Regions from separate parts of the Homo sapiens genome. Here region 1 is linked to region 2. Evidence: chromatin contacts called from ENCODE Hi-C or POLR2A ChIA-PET data. All regions are on one chromosome and are shown on one strand. Each heading gives the region's core, a stretch centred on a gene start or an enhancer-like site at or near the end of the contact. The rest is flanking DNA. Distances are from core to core; before and after follow the strand shown.

The links. Hi-C counts contacts between places; a loop is a spot of excess contacts on that map. ChIA-PET counts read pairs that join two places held with the same protein, here RNA polymerase II (POLR2A). Pooled maps may share reads with other maps.
Region 1: a loop to region 2 is called in a map of PC-9, with 3 times the contacts of the local background. The contact joins the enhancer-like site here to the promoter of LINC01278 in region 2. A Hi-C loop is called at or near these places in 2 of 168 maps with a recorded cell type or tissue (Calu3 and PC-9) and 1 of 50 pooled maps. POLR2A ChIA-PET finds 5 or more read pairs at or near these places in 1 of 52 experiments (H1).

Annotation. Positions count from the first base shown.
Region 1 is chrX:63,426,481-63,431,768 of GRCh38, reverse strand. It overlaps LINC01278 (long intergenic non-protein coding RNA 1278), which reads left to right. Exons shown (of 4, transcript NR_152613.1): 4 at 4,773-5,211. Among named protein-coding and RNA genes, the nearest start is that of SPIN4, 78 kb to the right of the region's middle. Within about 2 kb of position 3,273, at least 2 of the 41 ENCODE cell types and tissues checked have a DNase peak (open chromatin) inside an H3K27ac peak, as active enhancers do; they include PC-9, where a contact is called at or near this core.
Region 2 is chrX:63,558,575-63,564,295 of GRCh38, reverse strand. LINC01278 (long intergenic non-protein coding RNA 1278) reads left to right here and starts at 3,201. Exons shown (of 4, transcript NR_152613.1): 1 at 3,201-3,464. RefSeq lists an enhancer at 3,480-4,021.

The DNA.
Region 1 (5,288 bases), core at 2,024-4,523, 130 kb after region 2:
ATCTCCATGTCATTTACCAAGTGGAGGTACCAACCTATCCAGTGGCCCCCAACCCCTATACTCTACTCTCCCATATTCCCCCATCTAGCACACACTTCTCTGTATTGGATCTAAGGGACTTTTTTTTTTTTTTTTTTTTTTTTTTTTTTTTTTTTTACTATTCCCTTGGATCTGGCTTCCCAAAGTCTTTTTGCTTTCACCTGGTCAGACCCAGATACTCACACATCTACCTAACTAACAGACTGTACTCCCACAGGGGTTCCGGGATAGCCCCCTCCTATTTGGGCAGGCTCTCACCAAGGAACTAATCGAGCTTCCCCTTGCTCCTAGCAGCCTCCTTCAATACATCAATGACCTCCTTATGTGTAGTCCCTCCTTTGATCTATCCATCAACACATCACCCAACTTCTAAATTTCCTCTATGGCCAGGGATATCAGGTTTTACCTACAAAGGCTCAAGTAGCCCAAACCCAAGTCACTAACCTTGGACTCACCCTAACCCCTAATTCTTGAGCCATGCCAGCCCGATGGAAGGAGCTAATACAGGATGTGCCCCTTCCCCACACCAAGAAGGACCCTTCCTTTTTGGGCCTTGTTGGGTACTTCCAGCTGTGGATCATTAACTTTGGCCTGTTGACCAAACCACTCTGCACGGCATCACGTGGGTCCATCCTAGAACATTTGGACCCAGCTTGCCCATTAACTCCCACTTCTAAAAACTGAAAGATGCCCTTTTAATGTCCCAGCACTAGGACTACCCAATTCCATTAAACCCTTTACCCTGTATGTTCATTGTAATCAAGGCCTTGCCCTTGGATTTCTCTGCCAAACCCGTGGCAACACTCCAGAAGCCATTGCATACTTCTGAAAACTGGACTCTATCATCCAAGGCTGGCCTCCATGCTTGAAAGTTCTGGATGCAGCTACATTGCTGGCCTCAGAGGCACAAAAACTCACCCTCTACCAGCACATTACTATTGCATCTTCCCATAACTTATGGGACCCCATGAGCCATTGATCTCTTCTTTTCCTCCTGCCATCCAGCTTACAGCAACCCTCTAACACCTTCCAGAGATGTAAAATTCTAAATCCAACCACCCTCCTCCCTATAAGTACTTCCAATTCTGAATCCCCCACTCTTGCCTAGACCTCTTAGCCTCCCTCTCCTCCCCTTTCCAACACATTTCAGAAGCCCCTTTGCGGAAGGAACCCACATGGTTCATTGATGGAAGCTCTTTTAAGGAACCATATCTGGCAGCTGGCTATGCCATCATTGCCGAAAACAAACTCCTATAATCCAATGCTCTCTCATCACATATCACCTCACAACAAGCGGAACTATTTGCCCTAACCAAGACCCTCACTCTAGCAAAGGGAAAGAGGGTCAACATTTACACCAATTCCAAATATGCATACCATGTCCTACAGTCTCACACTGTAATCTGGCAGGAAAGGGGTTTTTCTAACTACAAAAAGAACCGCCATAATAAATGGCAAACTCATACACAAGCCGCTGGAGGCAGCTAAACTACCACTAGAGGCCGTCATTATCCATTGCAAGGGACACCAAAAGGCTACAGATGCCATAACCAAGGGAAACTTCTTAGCAGATTCGGCAGCCTGGCAGGCAGCCCTTAGAACACTATTGTTATTGCCCATTTTCCCTAGCATACACCCAAGAAGAAAAAGGTGCCTTGCTGGCTCCAGGGCTGTTCATAACGAAAGCTGAATTTACTTAGACTACAAACTCATCCTACCCAAGACCCAAAAACTTTCTGTTCTCACCCACATCCATAACCAATTCCATGCGGGTTATCTCCCGTTGCTCCAATTTCTAAAAACCTGTATACATTCCCTTACCATGGCCATCAGCTTGGACCGCCTCACTAAAGGTTGCTCTGCCTGCAGTCAGACTTCCCCTCAGGGGCCCTTAGACCACCTCCTTTTCCCTCCCTTCAGGCCCAAAGGCCAGTTGCCGGGACAGGATTGGCAAATTGACTTCACTCATACGTTCCCCCATAAAGAAAGTCTGATATCTCCTCACGATGGTAGATACCTTTTCAGGTGGATAGAAGCCTTTCTTACTACCACTGAAAAGGCACACACCATTGCCTCTACCTTCCTCACACACATCATCCTTTGATTCAGCCTCCCCTCATCTATACAACTGGACAATTGACCAGCATTTATCTCCCAAGTCACTCAACAGGTTTCTAAGTCTTTAAACATCATATGGGTTTTTCACATTCTCTATCACCCCCAATCCTCGGGTAAATTTGAACAGGCGAATGCCCTCTTAAAACAACAGTTAACCAAACTTTCCCTAGAGATCAAAATGAAAACTGAATATCACTTCTTCCCTTGGCCCTTATGTGCCTCAGGGCCCTCCCCCGAAAACCTCTAAATCTAAGTCCTTTTGAACTTTTGTATGGACGTTCTTTCGTCCTACAGAACTTTGCTCCATCCCCTCCCTTACAGGACACCTGGCCAGCACTGCACCTCACTCAACACTTAGTCCGACAGTACACTGACACTCACCTCCCCAAACCTGAGGATTCTTCCCAATTCACTTTCTTACCCTTACAGCCAGGAGACTGGGTCTGGGTAGCACACCCCTCCTCCCCTTTCCAACAAAATGGAAGGGTCCCTATCAGGTTATATTCACCATCCCCGCTGCTGCAAAGTTAACATCCTTTCCCTATTGTATACACCATTCCAAATTTAAAAAGGCACCCGGCCCACACCCCGAAGTCTCCTCACCCCGGAAATATTCTTCCTTTCCCACAGGACCAACCTCGCTGTGCCTAACAAGAATTCCAGAAGTCACCCATCCGAAAGGCACTGGCCCATGACACTCTCCACTTCCAATCTTAAATCTTTTACTTCATACCTTGTCTCAGATCTCTCCTGGTACCCCTTCCCCACGCCCTTAGATAATCCATCTCAATTCCTCATGCTAATTGAGGAGCTATGGCTGCAAGGCACCTTCCAGGATTTCACACCTACACAAATCTCCTTTTTCTCCTTTTGCCTTCTCTGCTTATGGGATATTCTGAGTCCCCACCCCCAATCACTGACAGCTGGGCCCCCTTCATCAGCCTCACACACCACGTATTAAGTCAGTCACAATCTCCCCTCTCCTCTAACTGCTGGATTTGTCTTTCTACACACACCCAATGATTCACGGCTCTTCCGGCTGACCTACTTACATGGACACAGTCCAACGTGAGCTTACACATTTCTTACTTGGCTATACCATTCTTGGCTGATTCATTCCTGAAACCGGTTCATAACCTGGAAACTCAGCTAAACACCTTTCCTTCAAACTCAGCTCTCTCAGCATGGTTTCAGGTAGGGCTGTTGCCCTCCTTCACCTAATAGCTTCTGGACTAACATCCATACAAACCAACACAGCATCATCTAAACCACCAATATGGGGGTACCATTTCTACTCAAACTTCCTTCATATCCCCACCCCCCTTATGTCTCAGCCGAACCTACCCTAATCCAGCCCACGCCACAATGGTGGGACAGGTTCCCCAGTCCCTATGTGGTCTTATTTTTACCCTTGCACTCCCTGTAGACCATCAATTCTACACCCTAATTACAAAATCATATCCACCTCTGCCTGGCAGAAGGTGTTATGCTTTTCTGGCTCGCCTACCATCCACACATCCCTACACCTCACCACCGGATCCTCTTTTCTTTCCTTCCATCCAATTCCTGGCTTCCCCGCTGCCAACTCTGCTCTCTATGTCTCCAGTTTAAAGGTGCCCCCTGGAAAAAATGTAACAATTCCCTCACCTGTGACTGGTACCTGACAGCCACCACACCGGGGCAGCAATGGCTAACGGTTGACAAAGACAATTTCTTTCTCTCTCCAAAACCAAACAGCCTTCATCAACTCCCTAGCCAAGACTCCCTATCAGGCCCTTACAGGTGCCGCTCTGGCTGGCAGTTACCCAATTTGGGAAAACGAAAATACCCTATCATGGCTACCTACCTTCACCTACAACTTCTGCCTGTCCACCCCCAGTCTCTTCTTTTTGTGTGATACAAACTGATATCTTTGCCTACCAGCCAACTGGTCAGGAACTTGCACCCTGGTCTTTCAGGCTCCAACCATCAACATCCTACCCCCTAACCAAACTATTCTAATTTCTGTAGAAGCCTCTATCTCCTCTTCACCCATAAGAAATAAATGGGCTCTACATCTCATCACCCTGCTAACAGGATTAGGCATCACTGCTGCACTTGGCACTGGAATAGCAGGCATAACCACCTCAATCACCTCATACCAAACACTATTCACAACCCTTTCTAACACCGTAGAAGATATGCACACTTCCATTACCAGTCTCCAACGACAATTAGACTTCCTCGTGGGAGTCATCCTTCAAAACTGGAGAGTCCTGGACCTCCTAACCACTGAGAAAGGGGGTACCTGCATATACCTCCAGGAAGAATGCTGTTTCTGTGTTAATGAATCTGGCATTGTTCATATCGCAGTTCGTAGGCTTCATGACAGGGCTGCAGAGCTTTGACATCAAGTCGCTGACTCCTGGTGGCAAGGATCATCCCTTCTAAGATGGATACCCTGGGTTGCCCCCTTCCTAGGACCCCTGATCTTCCTCTTCCTGTTACTAATGATTGGGCCATGCATATTTAACCTTGTATCCCGCTTCATTTCCCAAAGGCTGAATTGTTTTATCCAGGCAAGCATGCAAAAACACATTGATAATATATTTCACCTTTGCCACGTCTAATACCAGAGCCTACGAGGAAACCATTCGGAAGCTCCAGAACCCAGGCCCTAATCACAACGCCCCTATCCAGCAGGAAGCAGCCAGATGATCAACGACGCCCTTTTTCCTTTTTATACTAAAGTAAGAAATAAGAATGTTAGCCCAAACTGCACTATTTTGCAGACCCCTACCATTTTACAAACTGGTCAGAGTGGAAAATTCCACCAGGGCCTGAGCTGTGAGAAACATCCTGTCAGGCAGGTCCCAGGCCTAACCCCTGGCTGCACTAAATTCCTTCATTATCAGCAGCCAAACACACCGCCCCCACCCCATTTTCACAACAATCCCAGACCTCTCCTGCCCGGGACTGTAACTGGTCCAGCCTGTAAGCGGGAAGGGGGCTCTGGCACTAGCTGGTACCCCCTCTCCGCAGGTCTTTCTCCCAATAAATCTGTGTTGCCATTGAGCTGCTTCTGTTCCGTTCTTTTCTCCCTTTCATTCTAACAGATCAAACTACTTCATTCAATTCTGACTGAGGTATAA
Region 2 (5,721 bases), core at 1,952-4,451:
ACTGGGTATATAACCAAAGGATTAGAAATCATTTCTACTATAAAGACACCTGCACACATATATTTATTGCAGCTCTATTTACCATAGCAAAGACTTGGAACCAACCCAAATGCTCATCAATGATAGACTGGATAAAGAAAATGTGGCACATATACACCATAGAATACTATGCAACCATAAAAAAGGATGAGTTCATGTCCTTTGCAGGGACATTGATTAAGCTGGAAGCCACCATTCCCAGCAAACTAACACAGGAACAGAAAACCAAACATGCATGTTCTCACTCATAAGTGGAAGTTGAACAATTAGAACACATGGACACAGGGAGGGGAACATCACACACCAGGGCCTGCCAGGGGGTGGGGGCAAATGGGAGGGAGAGCATTAGGACAAATACCTAATGCATGTGGGGCTTAAAACCTAGATGATGGGTTGATAGGTTCAGCAGAGCACCATGGCACATGTATACCTATGTAACAAAACTGCACTTTCTGCACATGTATCCCAGAACTTAAAGTAAAACTTAAAAAAAATTAAATCTACAAAATTATTACAACCCCAATTCTTTCGTTAGATCTAGCTGAAAAATGTAGTATGTGGATATATTATTTTTTTCTGGTTTTAATTTTTATCTGATTACTTGCTTAGTGAATCTTTCATACTTCTTTCAGAAGGGGGATAATTATCTTCCCTCGACTATCTGGTTATCAGTCACACATGGATAGCTATCTAGGTATAATAGGCAAACATTCCGCTTTACGACCACCTCACCCTACATGGTACCTACTTATTGTAGAAATGATTACACACCCAGGAAATCAGGTCAGTCAAGTCTTTAGTTAACACCTACTGCATGCCTTAGTGACTGTCTTGGGGCCTTTCTTTGCAGAAACCATTATAGGTTTAAACAAACTTGGGATTGTTTTACAAATTGTTAAATATAACAATGGTAATTATTTCATTATGTTAATATTACATGTGTTTCTCACTGAAAATTTTGATGGCTAAGGTTTTGCAATTAATCTTGTATATAAAACAACATGAGGTAGAGAATAATTTAGTAATACTAGGGTATTTTAGGTGATTAGTCATTTTTATCGCTTTTGGAACAAAACTCACGAAAATGATTTTTAAAATGACTAATTTGTAGTTGATGAATTTGGGCTGAATTGCTTTGAGCAGAATCTTGCAAAGCTTTAAATAAATATCATCTAAACCCATTCATCTAGAAAGCCAAATCAATTGTATAAACTTGCCTGTACTCTGTACAGGTCAGAATACAGATTAATTCAACTGCTATAAAAATACTCAAAATAATATGTGACAGTCTGAGGATAATTTATCCATGGTCGGTGTGATGACTCCACGGTAACAGAGACCTAAAATCCTTTTATGTTGTTGCTCTAATGTCTAATTTAAGTACTGAACACTGTCATTATAGTGTAAATGTAGACATAGACAATATATAAATGAATGTGTTTGTGTTCCAATAAAACTTTATTTTTGAACATTTAAATTTAAATTTTATATAATTTGTACATGTCATGAAATATTTGTTTCTTAATTTTTTAACCACTTATATATGTAAAAATAATTATTTGTCCTCTGATCAAACAAAAACAGATAGTAGACAAGCTTTGGCCCTTGAGCTGTAGTTCACTGGCCCCAGCTCCAACTCTAGTAGCTCAGGTTATCATTTCCCCATCTTAGTCAGGTTGGATTACACTTTATGTTGTAAGCATACTTGTTCTAGATTTCTGAGGGGCTTACCTTTGTTTTCCAAGGACATTACAATCTTATCAGCTTCACGATAACATCATTGGACAAGATTTTCTTATCTGAAATACCTTGACAAGGTCTCTGGCAGTGGTCATGTATTTGATTTACTTTAGGCTGAGACAGTAGTTCCTTGTGGGTTTACTTCTTAATTTTCCAATATTTTTTGTCTCTTATTACTACTTTTAATCAATATTTATATAGTACTTATGTGGCAGTCGTTGTAAGTTTATTTAATATGTTACTGTCTCACAACAAACCTATGAAATTAGTACTGTTATCCTTATTTTACCTATGGGGAAACTGAGGCACAGAAGGCTTAAATAACTTGAGCTAATAACGCAGATAATAGCAGAGCTAGGATCCAAATCTAGGCTGCATGGATTCAGAGTCCACTCTGCCTTTCTAAACAACCTTGGTGTGTTGTTTTCTTAAATAAAAAATGTAGGAATGTTTCTCTCCAAACCCTGAAATATTTATGTCACCCACACAGGACACCTCCTTCTTGTACAGCTAAATTAGTATCACCAGTGTTCTTGGAGACCTAGGATTCCTGATTGAGGGATTCCTATGCTGCAATGTCTGTGTCCATATTTTATTTATTTATCAAATAGGTCTTCTCACTGCCAGACATTGTTTTAAATGCCTTATACACATTGACTTGTTTAATTTAATATTTACAACAAGCAATTAACAGATGAAAAAGGTCGCATAACTTTGTAAAGGGCAGAGCCAGATTGCAACCAAGTTAACGTCTTCGATCGCTATTCTTAATCTTTCTGCAGGGTCTGAGTCTCTTCATTTCTTACCAGCATGGGTTTCTCTGTTTCTTGCTTCAGGGACTTCACGACTGGTCACAAGAAATTCTTGACCTTGGTTGGTTCTGACATGGCTGCAACATGCTCTTTCTGACAGGAATGCATAGCCGAATATCAGGTTCTAAGCCCTGTGACAATCATAGGGCACATACAGCATAGATTTTGTTTAAAGAAATCTCTTTTGGTGTGTATATTCTTCTTGTTTAAGGTCTGAATTGATATTTGCACACTGCTATAACTTCTCTCATGAAGCATTACCTATTTTCAAAGCTACATAAGGTGCTGTTGTAATCATACGGTTTTGTTGTATACATAATCCCGCTTTAATTATTCATCATTATTTATTTTCCTTTTGTTAGTTTAATTATAAAAACAACACATACTCATTTTAAGAATCCTAATAATACAGATCTGTATGTTGTTGTTGGTGAAAAGTCTCCAGTTTTTTTCATCCCTTTTCTTTATAATTTCCAGCATAATGCCATAGAAATAGACGAAACTCTCAGCGGGCTTATTCTGCATTCACTGGCCATGGTGGTTTGAGGGTTAACTTTAAGAAGCACTCTCTCCATTTCAGCTGACTGCTACATCCGGGAGAAAAGCGCTATTGCCTGGGAAACTAAGTCACGTGAGAACCTGGGGACGCTAGGTTCCGGAACCTGACCTGAGCTGGGGCCTGTGCTTCCAGCGGGTGGTGGGGGGCCTGGTGTGCTGGCATCAAGTAAGCCGACTACCTCGGCAAAGGCTTAGGGACAAGAGACCAGCAGCCTGAACTGGCTGGGGCATCCGGAAGGCTTAGATCTTGTGGCCAAGAGTTCAGACCGTGGCGAAGTGGAGAGTGACATGCAGTTGGATGGCGGTGACTGCGTGGTAAGTTGTATTTGAACACCCGGCAGGAGACAAGAAGTGGGGATGAGCTAGGACTCATCCTCCCTTTATTGAATAATTTGCCTTTTTCCAGAGGGAAGGAAGCCAGACCAGCTAGCAGGACGCCAGGGGTAGGAGTGCGGGAATGAGAATAGGTGTCTGGAACAGGGCAGAGGGGGAGGGGGACCCTGAGGCGCAAATTCTTTTTCCTTACATGGCTTTTTCTTCTCGTTTTTCTCCTCTCTCACCCTCTATGTCCCCATTATTCTTGTTCTTTCTTTTCCTGGTTACGCATTTTCATTAATCCAGAGCCTTAATTCGAATGTAAACATTTTGGCTCCTGATCCAGTTCTCCGTTAACTTTCCTGGTATTTGTGATTTCGTGTTTGGTAGCGTAATAGGACGACTATAGTTAACAATAATTTATTATGTATTTCAAAATAACTAAAAAGCGGAATTGAGATGATTCTAACATAAAGAAATGATAAATGCTTGAGGTGATGGTTATACCATCTACTCTGATTTGATTATTACACATTGTATGTTCTAATCAAAATATCACATGTACCCCATAAATATGTACAACTATTATATATCCATAATAATTAAAACTTCAAAAATGTTAACAAAATGGCAAAAAAATCAGAAGAAGTTATTCAAGTATGGTGAGTAAACGTTTAAAAAGTGACTCAGCTTCACTAATAAATGCACATGAAAAAACGGAATAGCAGATTATGATTGACAAGGGGATAAAAAGATTGTTTATGCCCAGTGTTGTGCAGAGTTTGGGGACACTGGCACTCAATTACAGTATTAAGTGTGTAAATTAGTATAATCATTTATTGTTGGGCTATTTGGCATATGTAACAAACTTGAAAACCTCTTAGTCTTTGACCTAGAAATTCTACCCTTAGGAATTTTTTTTCAACACAGTTACTACTGAAAATACACACAGGTATGCACATACACATATAATGTGTTAATTGCAGCATTATTTGTAATAGCACACTTTGGAAATAATCTAAATGCCCATCAATAGTGAATTGGTAAAATAAATTGTGGTATAACAATATGATTGGATAGAATACAGCCCTTTTAAATGGCACTGATTTGGTGCCTGTGAAATAAGTTACAAAATAGGTTTTCTAGTAGTAGTCATAATATTATCAAATATTTCTTTACAATATATGTGAATACATACTTCTATATGAACAGAAAAAATGCTATAGGAAATTATGAACAAAACAACTAGCAATGAAAATCTCTGGGTAGTGGAATTGTAGCATTTGTTTTTCCTCCCCACTTCTGCTTTCCTTCTCAACGTCCTTCCCCAACTTTCTTTCTTTCTTTTTTTTCTTAAAGATCCATGTACATTTATTTCAACATTAATTTTTATACTCCAGATACCATTTACTTTCTTTTTTAAAGTATTACATATTAAGCAATACACAAGGTTGTAAAGAAAAATTCAACCGATACCATTGTAGCCTTAGCTCAGTTTAACAAGTAAAAATTTGATCAATACAGCTGAGATCTTCTGTGTAACCTTCCTTAATTCCATTACTCCAATCATGAGTTTGGGGTTTATTTTTTCTATGAATAATTTTTTAAATTTTTTACCACATGTACATTTATATCTCAGAAATATATATTTTACTTCCTTTAAAATCTAATATAAATGGTATACTGTATATATTCTTCTCAACTTGTTTTTAGTCAAAATATGGTTGGGAGCTTTATGTTGATAACTTTTATTAACAGTTAATTTATTTTCCCTACTGTACTGTTTCTAATGTGTAACTCTACCACAATTTATTTTTCCATTTTATGAATGACCACTTTGATTGTTTCAGTTTTCAGTACATGTATTTATGTTAATGGACATTGTAATGCATTTCCTTGCTCTATGAATTATTTGATGGATTACTTTGGAAAAATTATTTCACTTTTTTTTTTGAGACAAAGTCTCACTCTGTCGCCCAGGCTGAAGTGCAGTGGCACAATCTCTGCTCACTTCAACCTCTGCCTCCCGGGCTCAAGCAGTCCTCCCACCTCAGCCTCCTGAGTAGCTGGGACTACAGGCACCCACCACCATGCCCAACTAATTTTTGTTTGTTTTTGTAGAGACGGGGTTTCACCATGTTGCCAAGGCTGGTCTCAAAATTCTGAGCTCAAGTGATCCACCTGCCTGGGCCTCCCAAAGTGCTGTGATTACAGGTGTGAGCCACCATGCCAGGCCTAGCAATACTTCTATTTTATC